Regions from separate parts of the Homo sapiens genome. Here region 1 is linked to region 2. A link is a loop called in an ENCODE intact Hi-C map of the cell type or tissue named here. Cell type or tissue: heart right ventricle. All regions are shown on one strand. Links, peaks and the distances in the headings refer to the core of each region. The heading gives the core; the rest is flanking DNA. Region 1 has its middle 990 kb from the start of LINC01372. Region 2 has its middle 1.1 Mb from the start of LINC01372.

What was found. Peaks named below come from ENCODE experiments on the same cell type or tissue, not always from the same donor. Only the 100,000 strongest peaks of a DNase experiment are listed, where the experiment ranks them.
Region 1: it touches region 2 in a loop (11-fold over the local background); 2 of 110 quality-filtered maps call a loop at or near these places.

What each region holds. Positions count from the first base shown.
Region 1 is chr7:68,319,785-68,322,721 of GRCh38, reverse strand. No RefSeq gene overlaps it. Among named protein-coding and RNA genes, the nearest start is that of LINC01372, 990 kb to the right of the region's middle. In heart right ventricle, for the core only: no CTCF peak of the experiment used is centred there; a DNase peak (open chromatin) is centred at 1,451; H3K27ac peaks cover 1,803 bases.
Region 2 is chr7:68,419,170-68,422,106 of GRCh38, reverse strand. No RefSeq gene overlaps it. Among named protein-coding and RNA genes, the nearest start is that of LINC01372, 1.1 Mb to the right of the region's middle. In heart right ventricle, for the core only: no CTCF peak of the experiment used is centred there; a DNase peak (open chromatin) is centred at 1,452; H3K27ac peaks cover 438 bases.

The DNA.
Region 1 (2,937 bases), core at 301-2,800, 100 kb after region 2:
CCAGGTAAACAGCCCCCGGTATGGTTCTGTAATAGTCTTCTTGTTGAAACTGAAGGTACTCTTATACGCAGGGATGGAGATACGATAAGAAAAGGGTTCCTTTAAACGACCCTATACTTTCCATCCGGTGTGCATCTCTGAACTCCTGAAATCTCTTAAATACCTCCGAGGAGCCAGCTTGAAGAATTCAACAGCTATGGGCAGCTCACTCAGTAGACAGAAGACAAGAAAGTGGTCTTTACAAAAGAGTGCAGAGATAGCTTAAGGTCATTCCAAAGGGAGATGTCAAACCATCTTCTGTGGCCTTGTCTCCTCCCTGGAGAGGAAAGGGTAATGAGTAGCCACAGCTGCTAGAAGGGAAAAGAATCACCTGATTTCTCTGTTGCCCTCTAGATAGCCTTCTTCTCCAGGTGCTCTGCCACCCGGGCATGATGAATAGCATTGTGGCTCCCATGATTCACTCCTCTCCTAGCCTCAACCTTCAGCATGTGATTTTGCAGTTCCTCCCCACCTCCACTTTGGGTAGAGTATCTTTCCTGCCCCATTGATAGAGGGCATGGCCATGTAAATTGCTTTGACCAATGTGTTGTTAGCAGACACATGCCAACAAGAGCTGGAAACATGCATGTGTAGTTTAACTTTCCCTCTTGCATTTCCACCACAACCACGGGAACACGTTCGGTATAGCCTGCAGCTGATCCAAGGAGGATGACAGCTAAGTAAGGCAACAGAAGCAAATCTACAACTTGGAGCCAAGATCAGCCAAGCTGAGTCCAGATCAGCTGACCCCAAGCCAAGTCCAGGCATGTGAAAAAGAATCAGTGTTGCTGAAAGTCACTGAATTATGAGATATTTTCTTACACGGTGTTATTGTTGCAATTTTCTCATTGATGCATAAGGGTAAACAGAACATCCCCTGGTACAAATCTTGATAGCAGCAAAAAATATTCAAATAAGAGCTTTTAAGTATCAGAGGAAGATTTTTTCAGACATAGGAGCGAGTCTGTCCTGAAACATCAGCACAGAAAACTGTGCTGAAAAAGTCTTATTAACTAGAAAACACCAGTGCTGACTTAACTCAGTGACTTCAAAGATCTAGGGTCATGCTTTCTTTAAAGCCAGCAAGCTCTGCTCTGCATTTGACCCCTGCTGGACTGAGTTATTTTGGATCTGTTCTTGTGACTCTGGGGCTTAAAATAGTCACTGCTGAGCCATCTGTCTTGGGATCCATCTCACTTCTGAAAGGTATAGCAGCTGTGGCTGAATTGAAAGCAGCTCCTGTTAAGAAAGTGAACAATCTCTCGGCTTTTCTCCATCCTATGAGTGTGCCCAAGGGAGAAAACAAAATAGAGGGCATTTGGCTGTCAAAGAAGGATAAGAGCTTAAGAAACGAACCTGGGAGATGCTGGGCAGATAGCAAAGGAGAAATGGGACAGCTGCCAGAGGGCCTGGAAGGGAGCCAGGTTAAATAAAGTTCAGACAAAGATGCTGCCAGCTGGAGGTGGTGAGGGAGAATGGCCCAGGGCATTGCTGTGTAATAGTGGAGCAGCAAGGTGTGGTAGGAAAGGGTGTGGGGGTCAGGAGACAGAGGCCCCCAGCCAGTGACTAAGCTTAAGCACCGACGTTGTCATTGTATGACCTTCTGCAACTCTGTGCAACTCTCAGCCTGAGCTTTTCCACCCTTAACGTGGAATTAATAATATTGATCTCAGGTTGTAAGAGTCCATCAGAATAATTCAAACAGGAACCAGATAAACTGTAGAGACCTAAGTGAAAATGTCACACACATGTGAAGATGATCATTTCAACAGGGCTAATACCAGGACCTGTCATTTTTACTGTTTCATGGTATATTTCCAGTACTTAGTGCACTATATAATATAATATATAATATAGTATGTATTATACATACAAGACTCTGTCTTGTATATACAGCATATACAGCTGTATATACAGTCTTGTATATACAGCATATACAGCTGTATATACAGTCTTGTATATACAGCATATACAGCTGTATATACAGTCTTGTATATACAAGACTGTCTCAAAAAAGAATTATTGACTTTATGATATAATAGATAAAATATGATAATTTAGTAATAGATAATGCATAATACATATTTTATAGTAATATATAATAATTATAGTATATATAATAGACAATAGATAATAATCTATAATTATATTATATATAATATATAATTATTATATTACCTCATATAATATATGATCTACTATACAATAATAATATTATTTATATAATATATAATACATAATAATAATTACATTATTTATATACTATATAATAATTACATTATTTATATACAATATAATGATTATATCATTTTATATACTATATAATGATTATATCATTTTATATACTATATAATGATTATATCATTTTATATACTATATAATGATTATATCATTTTATATACTATATAATGATTATATCATTTTATATACTATATAATGATTATATCATTTTATATACTATATAATGATTATATCATTTTATATACTATATAATGATATCATTTTATGATATATAATGATTATATCATTTTATATAATATAATATATAATGATTATATCATTTTATATAATATAATATATAATGATTATATCATTTTATATAATATATAATGATTATATCATTTTATATAATATATAATGATTATATCATTTTATATAATATAATATATAATGATTATACATTTTATATACTATATAATAATTATATTATTTTATATGCTATATAATAATTGTATTATTTTATATAATATAATATGTAATAATTATATCATAATAATAATTATATAATATATAATATATATTAGTCTGGCATATAGACACATGCTAGAGACACACACACTGAATAATTTCATTATTCAATCAGTAAATGCCATTAACACATGTGGCAATAAATATTAT
Region 2 (2,937 bases), core at 119-2,618:
CAAGTCCCAGTTTCCTCTTCTGTACAGTATCATAAAGAATAGTGTCTGAGGCCGGGCACAGTGGCTCATGCCTGTCATCTCAACATTTTGGGAAGCTGAGGTGGGAGGATGGCTTGAGTCTAGGAGTTCAAGACCGGCCTGGGCAACACAGTGAGACCCTGTCTCTACAAAACATAAATAAATAAATAAATAAATAAATAAATAAATAAATAAATACAAACAATTAGCCAGGTATGCACCGGTGGTCACAGCTACTCGGGAGGCTGAGCAGGAGAATCGCTCGAACCCGGGAGTTTGAGGCTGCAGTGAGCCATGATCTTGCCTCTTCCCTCCAACCCAGGTAACAGAGGGAGACTCTGTCTCTAAAAATGTTAAAATGAAAAGAAGAACAGTGTCTAAATAAGTATGGGTGTGCACATGCATGCATATTTATCATTCATGCAAGTAGTTAGGCATTCTGCAAAGCGTTTTATCTACATGATTTTATTTAATATCCACTTGTAACTTTTGGGCTTAAATATTATTAAGGCTAATTTATTTTATTTATTTTATTTTATTTTATTTTATTTTATTTTATTTTATATGTTTTTTTGAGACAGAGTTTGCACTGTCACCCAGGCTGGAGTGCAATGGTGCGATCTCAGCTCACTGCAACCTCCGCTTCCCAAGTTCAATGATTCTCCCACCTCAGACTGCCGAGTAGCTGGAATTACAGGCACCCACCATCATGTCTGGCTAATTTTTGTATTTTTGTAGAGACGGGGTTTCACCGTGTTGGCCAGGCTGGTCTTGAACTCCTGACCTCAAGTGATCTGCCTGCCTCGGCCTCCCAATGTGCTGGTATTATAGGTGTGAGCCACTGTGCCCGGCCAAGCCTATTTTATAAATGAAAAAACTGAGGCCCATAGAAAGAACTTAGTTAATGGATGGTTTAGCTGGTATCAGAATTCTGCCCCTCTGACTCAAAAGCTTGTGTTTTCCCAATTGTATCCTGCTGTCTCTATAACCACATTATCAAATTCTATGTTGGGAGCAGAGTGGCCAGTCCATAATCGTCGCTGTTGTATTTGAACATATGCTAGTTTCCACGCACATGGGTCTAGCTGCCATGAGCAACATTTCAGCAGTACTTGTCACTGAAAGCATTTCATATGCTAATAAGAATTAGTAATTTATGTTCAGTAATCTGCCTTGTGTTTTTCTCATCCTCATTTCTTGCTGCGGGACAAAGTGGACCAGAGATGATGCTTCTTCCCTGGAGGGAAGGCCAGGCCATCTGCAGAGCTGTCAACACGGAGGACTTAGTGGGCCTGACTCCTTCCTGCTGAAAGTGGGGATGAAGACTGGGGGATGGATTATAAGGCGAGACCAACCTCTCACTTAGGGAGTCCCTCACGCTCTGTGCCGGTAGCTGGGGAGCTGCCAGGCAGTTGCCTCTGTTGGCGCTGGGAACATTTCTCTGCCGCTGAGCCTATTTTATCCGACCTTTTGCAATGATTGTTTTAAATTAGGTGCCCTGTGATTTTCTGGACTCTGTTGAGCCTGGGCAAACCCTCCCTGGGAAGTAGGCCTAGCAGGCCACAAGGGCTTTTCCTATTGAGGCTAATGTCTGTCTCACCCTGGAGCTTAGAGGAATTTTCCAAGCCACTAATTTGTACTTTGCTAGGAGACATGAGTGATGAGTGGTATTATTTTAAGCCTTCTAAATTGGAGCACAGCTTTTGGGTACTAGATGTTCTCAATTCCTTATTTTCCTCAACTCAGATATCTGGCAGTTTTTGCTATGTTATTTCAATGGGCAGTTGAGTTTTTTTGGAGAATTATTTCTGGCCGCTCTCTTCAATGTGCTAAATGATAACTTTTGGCACTTCCGTTTAATTCAACAAATATCTATCATGCTCCCAGTAGATGTCAGGTTCTGAGCTAAGTGCCACAGAGGGCATAAAGATTGATGATCCATTTAGTCATTCATTCATCCTTCTAGTTATTTACTCAATAGGCATTTCTAAGTACCGAGTATGGACCAATGGCATCCAGTGCTGGAGCTAAAACAACAGTACATCAATTAAGGTTGTATTTGGTTTCAAGTAACAGAAAACCTAACCAGGATGGTTAAGTAAATAACATTTCTTTTTTCTTTCTCTTCTGTATCGAGAAGCCTGGTGTCAGGTAATTGTTGGTATTAGCTAATAGACTAAATGATGTCTGGGATTATATTTCCAGCATTCTCTGAGACTCTGCCTCATGTCCTCAAGATGGCTGCAGCAGCTCCAGCCATAACTTCCACTTCCAAGCAGGAAGAAGGAAAGTCTGAGTCAGCTGGGTTAGCATGTCTCTATCAAGAAAGCATAAGCTTACCCCACATCCCTCACTTTGAGAAAATGTCCCCTTATATATCATCGGTCAGGATGAAGTTACTGGTCATTCATGAAGTGCAAGAGAACTTGGGTAGAGGACAGGGCTGTCATGACTGGCTTTGATCTGTCATGCTCGATGAGGCTTCTGTTGGCAAGGAAGAAAGGAGGATGACATTAAATACACCAACAGTATTTGCAAAAGTATTAAACAAGAGTTGGTGTATTTGTCATCAGAGTACTTACTTAGTTGCAGATGCAGAGATTGAAAAAACTTGTGCAAATCAATATAAAGTCATGATCTACACTAAGTGCTCTGATGAAAAAGCAGCCTTGATGTCTTTGTCGGGGTGAAATAATCTTGTCAAGAGGTGGGGAAGGGGGAGGATGGTGATAGAACAGGGAGATAGGGGAGGGAAAGACCCCAGTTCCAAAGCACCTCTCATACAGGACTGCGTTTCATTCTCAAGATAAACCTGTGAGGTGGGCAAAGCATCTCAGTAGGTGAGGAGAACTGGGGATATACAGGTTAGCCTGTCCTGCAGAATGTGCAGATTTTGCCTAGGCAGGGCTGAAGGTACAG